2 separate regions of the Homo sapiens genome follow, and region 1 is linked to region 2. Evidence: read pairs that join two places in POLR2A ChIA-PET (ENCODE). Cell type or tissue: Panc1. All regions are shown on one strand. Links, peaks and the distances in the headings refer to the core of each region. The heading gives the core; the rest is flanking DNA.

Region 1 (5,385 bases), core at 299-5,298, 95 kb after region 2:
TTTTAGACATCGTTATTATGGTGATACTTAACAACATATTAAGTGAACTACTTTTTTAAAAAGAGAAAAATAAGCCTTAGATTAAAAGACTATATCCACATTTCCTTGCTTCCTATCCAGTCACACAAATTATTCCAAGTTCTCCATACATTGATTTTGTTGACATATTTATATAATGAGCCTGCTGACTACATAATATCTGTATTTGTAGTTATTTCTAAAACTTCTTGTGTTTTAATTTTTACTCTTTTATATTATCCTCTAAAAAGCAGTGAGAGGCCCTCCATCCTTCACAGGATGTTGTTTCTTTTTATATTCTGTAGAAATTATGGCTGATCCAGAAATTAAAGTGAGAAACCAGTGTTCCTAGCCAATGCATTCTTCAAGAGATGTTGTTGTCAACTCACTTATTTTGTATGGGGTAACTTCATTAAACAAGCTTGTAAGGGGTTCCTTGCCTCTCACTCTTGGCGTAAAATGGATGTATGAAACCAGATTTTGCAGTGTGACTCAGATGTTCATCTTTATTACAAGTTAAGTTTTGATGCTTTTCTGTTTGTATTTTAAAAGTACTTTAGGGTTGACAATTTAAAAAAAAAACAGGCAAAAGATTTGAATAGACATTTCACTAGAGAAGATGTATAAATGGTCAATAAGCACATGAAGAGATGCTCAACATCATTGGTCATTAGAGAAATGCAATCAAAACCACAATAAGCTACTACTTCATACCCATTAGGATGACTTTAACAAAAAAAAAAAACACAGAGAATAGCAAGTGTTGTTGAGGATGTAAAGAAGTTGAAACTCTCATACACTGCTGGTAGGAATGTAAAATGGTACAGCCACTTTGGAAAACAGTTTCTTTTAAAGTTAAACATTTACCATATGACCAAGCAGTTGTACTTTTAGATGCAGGAGAAATGAAAATACATCCACATAAAGACTTGTACAAAGATGTTTATGGAAGCATTGTTAATAATAGCCAAAAGTAGATACATTTCAAATACCCATCAACAGGGTAAATGGATAAATATGTGGCATATTCATACAATGGAATATTATTCAGCCATAAAAGGTATGCAGTACTAATTCATGCTACATGGACCTCAGAGACACTATGCTAAGTGAAAGAAGCCAGATGCAATAGACCACATACTGTTTGATTCCATTCATATGAATGTCCAGAAAAGGCAAGTCTATAGAGACAGGAAGTAGATCAGTGCTTGCTTGAGGCTGTGGGTGGGAATGAGCAGTGACTGCAGATGGGCATGAGAAATCTTTTTGGAGTGATGGAAATATTCTGAAATTGGATTGTAGTGATGGTTGCACAACTCCATACATTTTCTAAGAATCGTTGAAATGTACACTTTAAAATGAGTGGGTTATTATGGTTTGTAAATCATACCTTGATAAGTTGTGTTGTTTTGTTTTTTTAAGGAAAAAAGTGTTTTATGATTGAAAAACTCTGACCTGAACTGGGTCTGAAATATCAAGGAACTACCAGGACCCTGGCCTGAAACTTGTGGCCAAGTGAGAAATGATAAAAGCAGAACTGCTCTATATGGCATTCGAAGACTCTCAATTTTAAGAATCAGCTTCTCCTTGAATTGAAAAACCACAGCATAAGTGCTTCTCATCAACATCAGCCATCTCTTCAGACAGCTGAGGGCTTTGAGGAAAAGGTGCTTGGTGAAACTTGGGTATTCTCATTTTATGAATAACCCTAAGCTTTGCAGTATACCAGGTCGCCATGCAGGAAGTACCAGGCATGTTTGAACGTAATTACCCCCACCCTGCTATAACTTTCAAGCCATCTGTGCCAGTTTCACGCAGTCTGGACTAGTAAGTTCTTTCTGAGACGCTCCCCAGTCTTCTTTTCCTTGTCTACTAGTGTCTTGTTTTTATGATTTTTTTTTTCTTAAATGTGTCGTCGTCACAGAACATTTAATTTAAATGCCACACCATCTGAGCAAAATGATTCACTGTCTTTTCTTCTGCTGACTAAACTCTTCTCCAGGAATCATGAGGTTTTTCTTAAATAGCATGCTAGTTTATCCACTTTTGTTTTGTTTTTAATTTAATTTACATTTTTTAAAAAGCTTTGTGTTTGGTGGAGTCTAAGTGGAAAAGAATTTAGTTTGAAAAGAATTTATAAGCAAAGTTAGCTAGGTTGTTGGGAGGCTTGGGCACACGGTGTGGAAATAATGAAAGTGCCTCCTCTGTTGATGCACCTAACCACCATCCCAAGGATGTGCCCTCGGGTTGTTGCTTCTGGCACCTCTGAGCCCTTCCCACACCCTCTTCCTCTCTTACGCGCTATTTGAGGCTACACATTTGTGAGCCATCTGGCTAGAGTAAGACAGTCGTCTGTGGCCTCAGACGTTGTTTTCTCTTGTAAAAGTTTTTCCATGTCCCATCTATCTGATCAAATGTCCTCTTTCCTGAGAGAACTGGACCTTTTGAAATGTTTTTCCCCTGAAACCATCATTCTAACTGCCTTATGATATTGCAACATTCAGCTCAAATATCTTAACCTGACATGTTCAAAAGCAAACTTATGACACCCTCTGTCCCTCTGCCCTACTTCTTTCTAAAGCAAAACAACATCAAACCTTTCTCTCCTTACTGCCTTTGTATTGTGGATGGTACCTGCAGGGCTTGAAACCCTGAAGCTATCTTCAATGTTTTTTGTTTTTTTGTTTTTTACCTGCTGTCAGACATCTGGCCTCTGCCACATTAAGTGAACCAAGCTTTCCCATGCAAATGCCTGCTGTGAAATTAAAACAACAATGGTGTCTTTTTTTTTTTTTTTTTTTTTTTGCCTGCCAGACTGATAAGTATTGATAGGCATCCAGCGTAGGAGAAGGTGTGAAAAATGGGAACTAATACAACTTTTCTTGGGGTATATTCTGTAATCATCTAAAATGCCCAACTCCTTGATTTAGCAGGTCCATTTCTAGGAATTTGTCCTATAAAAATATTCCCTTAAGCACAAGAATATTTTTATAATTATGTTTATAATAGCATTATTTATATTAATGAAAATTTGGAAACATGCTAAATTTAGAAAAATTTGAGATTTCTTGTATAAATGATGGTGCAAGTGTACATTAGAATAGTATAAAGCCATTACAGATGGTAGTATAGCTGTCTTTCAGTCCTTTGGAGTTCTCTGGATATTTGATAGGTGCTTAACAGATCTGGGTTCCATTTTAAAAATATACTCTTATACATTATTTTATAATGTTATACATGACATTGTCTTCTAGATAACCTACAAATACAGCATCTATCATTCTTATTATGTCCTAATAAAGATCACCTCAGTGGCTTCTCGTGAAACCTGATGAATTAAGCATTTATTTATGTATTTAAGCATTTATTTCAGTATTTCTCTTCCCACCAAAATTACAGTAAGGGAATTGAAAAGTTTAAACTCACAGGAAAAATGGAATTGGAACAGAATTAATAGTACATGAGAGATACCAACAAGATTTTGGAAGATAAGAAAGCAGATGGTCAGTGGTGACTGAATTAACAGAAGAGAGAGAACGAACACTCCCCTGCCAGAGGAGAAGGGAGGTGTCAGTAGGAAACAAGCCGATTTGTGCCACAGAATTCTAGAAAGGCTCTGGAGCTGGAGGCACCTGGTTTCTTGGAAGGCAGGAGGGCAGATGAGGTTAGAAGTTGGAGTTCTGTTTGAAGGCCTCTGTAAGAGCGGTTAACCCTACAGGTTCCCTCCTCCACCTCCAGCAGCAAGGGTGCTGTCTCTCTTCTACCTCCCCACCTTCTCCCTCCAGCCTGGCAGGGAGTATGCTCTGGGAACCACAGGGGTTCTGGGCTTCAGAACTGCAAGCCTAGCAGAAGAGGTCAGGCCCAGGTGTGGCACTGAAAACAGGGTAATTACAGTCTGTGTACTAGAATGGTGAGACCCCGGCCCCACCTCTTTCCCTGCTCCTCCGATGAAAGCTGCAGCAAGGTCTTTACACCTCAGGCGAGGCATGGAACAATCTTAGAGAAAATGAACAGCCCTTGAGAAAGGACCTCTATCCAGATACTGACATTTGGGAGGCCCAAGGCAAAAGCCAGCTCGTCCCCATCACACTGGTGACAAGCCCTGCCACAGAGCTTCCAGTCAGCCTCACCTCAGTTCTGAATGTGAACAGCCAGTTGGGGATTACTAGACATTTGAGGAAAGCCTCTTACATGAAAAGGCAGAGCCCAAACCGAGGGAAACAAAAACTCCAAGGCAACAGAAACAGTGCAGAGCAGAAGAAAATGTCAAAATAATAATCATTATCGTCCTCAGGGAGATGTGAAAAGACACTGTGCACATAAAATCAAAGCAGGATACTAAAAACAAAGGAAACAACAAGAAAAACACTGTTGGAAATTTAAAACTTGATAATAGAGATAAAAAAATTAGTATCAGGGCTAAACTTGACACTCAGCAGGTAGAACAAAATAAGAGGTAGAGTATTGAAGAGAAAAGATAAGAAAATTAGAGAATCCTGTCAGGGAAGTCCAAGTCTGACTAACGAGAGTTCTAAAAAGAAAGAACAGGGAATTTGGAGAGGAGGGAGTTATCAAAGAAATAACACTCAGCACAAATGAATGAAGAAAGATAAACACCAAGGTGCATCTTTGTTAAATTTACTCACAAAAATCCTACAACTCTCTGCAGAGGAGGACAGTCACATAGAAGGGGAAAGAACAGCATCAGCCTATTGCTGGAAGCTAGAAGGCAGTGGAGCAAAGCCTTTAGCGTTCTGAGAAAACCATTTAAAGCTACAATTCTGTACCTTGCCAAACTGGCAGACAAGTGTTGAGTACAGAATAATAAAGACATTTTCAGAGGTGTACTATCTGAAACTTTTAATCTCTGTACACCTTTGGTAAGAAAACTAAAGGAGGATGATCTCCAGAAAAATGAGGGAATAAAACAAGCAAGGAAAATGACCTAGAAGCCCTGGGAATGGGGGTTCCTGAATTGGTGAAGAAGTGAAGTCCCAGCCCACAGCTGTGCTGCAGGCCTTGAGAGTGACCAGTCCAGACTGGATAGAGGGTGGGCAGGAGGAAGGAGAGCTCCAGAATGGGTGTTTCCAAGAAGAGAATGGAGCTTGATAGAATACTGGTGCCTGGCCGGTATTGAGAGGGGTTTTAGTGATAGGCACATAGAAAACTAAGCTAACTTAAAGAACAAGGCATGGGCCGGGAGTGGTGGCTCACACCTATAATCCTAGCACTTTGGGAGGCCGAGACAGGCGGATCAGTTGAGGTCAGGAGTTTGAGACCAGCCTGACCAACATGGTGAAACCTTGTCTCTAGTAAAAGTACAAAATTAGCTGGGCGTGGTGGTGGGCGCCTGTAATCCCAGCTACT
Region 2 (5,385 bases), core at 93-5,092:
CTTACAGGAGCGTGCAGAGCATTTGGGTTCCCAACAAGGACAAAGAGCCAACCCTCTAATGTAGATGTGTTTCTAATGCAGCCATGGGAGAAGTTCTAGACTGATGCCATCCATCCTTGCTTAAAATTAAAAACATAATATCCAAGAATAAACAAGGCAGTTTTATTATGAAAGGCAGGAGCACATTATTGAGTTGTCACTGAAAATTTTGAGTTAAATAAGATTACACTTGCCTAGTTAAACGCTGAAGTTTGATTTGGTTCCAGACTATGGAAATGATGGGCAGTCACCCTAAATCCTTGAAACATTCATGAGCATGTCCCTGAGATCCTTTCTAACAAACAGATTAGCCAATGTTATTTAGACATTTCTTACAAATGCTAACCTGTAATTGAGATGGCCACTCTAGATTAACACAAACCACTGAGATGACTTGTTTAAATACTTACCACACTTCCTGGTAGGTCATTTTGTTAGAAGCCAAATAAGTCATTGATTGGGAGTTTTTTTTGTTTTGTTTTGTTTGGAGACATGTGTGCCTTTACTGGCTCAGCAGGAGGAGTGGGTGGCCCTCATACCCAGCCAGCTGTACTTCACTGGCTTGTAGGTGATGGAGAGCTTGCCCAGGTAGTGGTGGCTTATCTTGGGCTTGATCTCCACTGCCTAGTTGAAGGTCTTGGGCAGGATGATCATGTCCCACAGGTGCATCTTGATTTTATGATATAACTTAGATCATGCATATGAGGTAGATGAACACTTACCTCAGCACTGGTAGGCTGGCACTTCTAAAACAATTGCTGGTTTTGTTTATGCTTTTAATCACTTCTCTGTAAACAGAGAAGCTCAGCACAATTCCCTGGAGGAACCGGTATCCTTGTGTGTGTTACTTTGCACATAGAAGTTAAATTTATATATGTCTATATTTAATTTAGAATCTCTTACTGAGATTGTAAATACACTTTGCACAGTTGTTGACGAGTGTCAGTGTCTCATCCTTTGTGAAGTGCAAGGAGATTCCTGTTAGGTTACAGAGGCTAATTTGTACTTACAACAGATGTTATTCCTCAGCTGTAACTTAATTCAATAGATGCATTCAAGGACAACTGTGGAAATCAGGATATTTCCACATGCAAATTTATTTGCATGTCATTGTTGTTTTTTCTAGAGCCCCAAAGAACATTGGTTTGGAAGCTAGAGAAACAGGGTGAAGCGTATTATGTAGTTTCTTTGTAAAATGGGACCTCAATTTCAGAAGGAACTTTCAGGAGGAAGACTTCTAGCAAGGATTAATGAGTTTGAGAACAATAACTAAAACACCAAATTTGTCATTTTAATTTTTTGTTGTTCTTCCAGGTCCACAGACAGAATTCTCTTCTTGTCCTTTGTCTTTGACCTTAAGGAGAGGCCACTTAAGGATAAAATTATACCCATATCATTTTTCAGGTGATTATGCTGCATGAGTACAGTGAGATGACACACTTTTTGCCACACAGGTTTCAGCACCCAGTATGTCCCAGAGAGAATGAGGATTCACTTTCCTCTTCCCTTTGCCTTTTCCTTCGTCCACTGTTCTTTCCTATTCCATCTTAGATTTTGTAGACCACATATAATAATGACAAGAGGACATTCTAGTTGAAAACTGGTTTGGCTTCACTTCATGTTTGCAAATAGGTACCATATACACTAGTCAAAGCCAGGGATGATTTGTTAAACTATACAGTTTATTTGCTGAATTTATTAAATTTCTTGATGTTTTAGAAGTGAATATTTACTTTGAATCTCCCCATTTGCACGGAACTATCCAGGTTTATTACACATTTCAAGGTAATGTGGCAATCAGAACAATATATATTTTAAAATATTTTTCACACTTTCCATTTTGCCACATTAAAATTCAGTTTTACTTTATTGTGTTCAGCTGTTTGAAATGTAGGACAAATTATAAATAAGAATTCAGTCCATTATCTATGTACAACCTATTTTGGCAGTAGAATTTTGAAGCATATTATGTAATATGTTTCATTTTTACTTGTTAGTCATGATCTGGATGACATCTCAAGGAGCGGCGCCATAGAGTCATGCCTGGAAAATGAAGGTGTTTGACTTCGGTGCCTGTCACCCCGTGGGTTGGTCTCTGGGGCTGACTCAGACTGACTTAGTTGGCTAATGGGGTTCCTTTCTTCCCTGCCGTTCTTGCAGCTCAGGTGAAGAGGATGACCTTCCCAGAGAGAGGAAATGAGTTCCTCGGTCATGTCATGACTGGCTTGTAAAAATAAATGTGAACTTTTCCACTAGCCATACACTTTCTATAAATAGCCCAGGGAGAAAGTATGGGGCTACAGAGCTGGACAGAGTGGCCTTCATATGTTTCCATTCATAAATCCAGCTTGTAAGTGCTTGCAGTCAAAAAACAATTTAGCCTAATTTATAGTGATACTTCATAGGAATCATTTCTAAGAATGCAAAATTTTGGGACAGAGGTGATTTATATCATTTTTTCCTGATTTGGTGCCAACTCTGAGGACTAACAGCAATAATAAACAGGAATTTTTATCTTTAAATCTCTTCATAACTTTAATTAGTTAATCTGCACAAAGCTATAATAGGAGACAGGTATGGTGGGAGTTATCTCCATTTCAAAGCTTTATAGTTGGTCCAAGGTGACAGGATTAAGTTTTCAAACTGGCATTAGAATGCGGAGACCATTGTCTGCTCAACTGTGTTTACTAGTTTGCATGGCTATGATGCCTGGCCAAGCACACAGACACTAATTGGAAAAAGAGATATAGATACAGTCCCTTAATTGACTAACTTTAAAATTGAGCAAAGTGAGATAGGGCTGTCTTTGAAATTAGATCAAAATATCTCAAACAAAATGTTATCAGCCACTTAAAATGGTTGTTACCATCTTGTTCTTCAACTGTTGAAGTTTACCACTGCTGACTTCACTCTGTCAGCAATCTTTGAGCTGTTCATTCATGCACTCATATCATACCTTTCATGATCTTTGAGCACCTACTGTGTGTAAGACATTGGGCAAGGACCCATCCGTATTATTACAGCCATTACCCTTTTGTCTTCTGGTGGAAGAGAGAAGCCCCAGAAAGTCTCTCTGGCCAGGAACCAAACTCTGACCTTGGCTGTAGGTAGAATGCCGTAAGTCCCTGAGTTTGGGTCTCTTTTTTTGCTAGCATAAGTGCAATCCATAGAATCTTATTTCTATTCACATGCTGACTTCCTCAGCAATCAATTTCTTTCTTTTTTCTTTTTCTGTGTGCTCCTAGGCCTATTGTTAAAAATAACTTGAAAATGTAATGTACAATCCAAGTGAGGGGATAGTCGGCATATGTACAGAATTGAAAAACTTATCACTAATATTATGAAAACACTAATAACGATAACTATTGGAAGATTGATAGTATTCATACTATTATGAAGAGTGGATCATCCAAAGTGCCTAAATTGAGATGTCTTTAAGTGTCTGAATTTTATAGTGTAATAAAACAAACAAACAAACCAATCACATACATAAGAAGGTAAATGGCTAGATCTCCAAAATTAACTGAGATTAACTAATGCTCTCTAGCCTTTTAGGATCTTTGTGTTGTAACTTATGAAACATGTCTTAGAAAACATTAATCTGGAGGAAATCATTAAAAAGTGTCAGAGGTAAAAAAGATAGGAAGAATGCATGGGAAGGGGAGAACAAAGAGGATTAGAGTCAAACAGTCAGAATGGGGCAGCAAGTTCAACTGTGCAGTCAGCCTGAGTTTTAAATTTTGTCCTTAGAAAAGCATGTGAACTCCCAGGGTGTTAGTGTTCGAGTAGACAGGCAAGGAATTCTGTTTGTCAGCTTAACCACATCTTGTAGCGTTTGACCTGAGCACGAGTGTCCAGGTATATTTTGAGTGGTACATTTATCTCCTGGCTTAAAGCCCTTACTTTGTTTCCATAAAATTAGGACAGAGGCAAAAAGGCATTACGGGATAGCACCAGCCAATTGTACATCACCTTTTGAATCATTTTCTTGAAGGATTGTCAATATTCTCTGACATATATCACCTGACAAAAAGCGAACAAGCCTAGACAAACTGAAAAAGGAAGCATTCAGTGGTTGGAGCTGAGCACTACTGTGTTCTTTTGTGAGAGGCCACACGTTTTCTTATTGAAGATTTGGCTTCTTCGGTATTGTGAATAATTATTTCTTAATTGTGAAAATGGATGTCAGTTCTTCTTAGTCACTCTTCCAAAAGCTAATATAAATTTCTGTTGTTGTCATTTAAAAAAGGATAACTGTATTGCATTTCTGGTTTGCAGATTTCTAACCAGTTTGTAGGCATTTTTGTTCTAGAGTGGCTCCTTAAGAATCTGTGAGCAAGTTGCAGAATTAGAGTGTTTATTTATAGGTCAGGGGCCAAGAATGCTCATTTAGCTGTTAATTGTGGCAGGATGTGACTTTTGAAAGCTCTGAACATATACCTATATGCAACAGTATGCACACTTATTTACTATTTAGCTCAGTGGAAAAACAGCCTGCTCTTTGAGCTTTTGAGAATGTTTCCCAATGTATTGTGCTTCTAAATGTAATGCACTTGCTTTAATGCTTTTGTTCTCAATCAATCTCTGGAAGCTATTCCAAACATGGCATTTCTCAAGGAAAATTTCTTGAATGTGCAAAATTATTCTCCAATGTGTAAAAGTGACAGGCCACCTTTCCCTCATGCCTTATACCTCCACCCAAAATACGCAATAAGCACTCAAGGCAGAATGGGGGGTCTTCAGGTGGTCATTTGGCCGTGCTGTAAAGATGGCCCTGCTTCTCCCAGTACACCATGATATTGAAGAAGGACACTGTGTAAATAAACTCTTGTTTCTAGATAAAGCATGGGGACACAATTTCATTTCTTCTTAGTTCCATCTCTAGTTGGAAAGCATAATCTGTTTTTAATATGCTGGATGCAAAAAATAAAATTCCTGGGAAAATTTTTTAAAAAAGTATTTTAATTTTATATTTGTAAAGTTTCTAATAGACATTTGTTTGTAAAAACAGGCCTTAGCACATAAGTGAGAACCAGAGCTTTTTGGAAAGACTCATCTTTATCCGGTGAGTTTAATCACCTTGAGCTCTTACTCAAATGATAAAGACCTAGTAGGTCTTTAAAAATGTAAATAATGTATAGTTTAAAGAAGGATACAAATCATTTTTTAAAAAAGAAGAAAACACATGAGATAGGTTTTAGGTGTGTCTCATGGCTAAATTTAAAAGTCTTTTTAAAAATTCTGGTTAGAAACTTTATTAAATTCCCTCTTCCAGCAAAACCTAGCACAGAAGGTCTACTTTTCAAACAGGCTAGTTTTCTTTTCTGGAGGCTATGAACAAAATTA

What was found. ChIA-PET counts read pairs that join two places held together with the same protein. Peaks named below come from ENCODE experiments on the same cell type or tissue, not always from the same donor. Only the 100,000 strongest peaks of a DNase experiment are listed, where the experiment ranks them.
Region 1: POLR2A ChIA-PET joins it to region 2 with 6 read pairs; 2 of 35 experiments call an interaction of 5 or more read pairs at or near these places.

The regions. Positions count from the first base shown.
Region 1 is chr3:142,860,535-142,865,919 of GRCh38, reverse strand. The region is part of intron 2 of PCOLCE2 (procollagen C-endopeptidase enhancer 2); the gene reads left to right. Among named protein-coding and RNA genes, the nearest start is that of PCOLCE2, 26 kb to the left of the region's middle. In Panc1, for the core only: no CTCF peak of the experiment used is centred there; no DNase peak of the experiment used is centred there.
Region 2 is chr3:142,955,701-142,961,085 of GRCh38, reverse strand. PAQR9 (progestin and adipoQ receptor family member 9) reads left to right here. Exons shown (of 1, transcript NM_198504.4): 1 at 1-5,385. Among named protein-coding and RNA genes, the nearest start is that of PAQR9, 5.3 kb to the left of the region's middle. RefSeq lists an enhancer at 1,579-2,778. In Panc1, for the core only: no CTCF peak of the experiment used is centred there; a DNase peak (open chromatin) is centred at 2,240; H3K27me3 peaks cover 1,130 bases.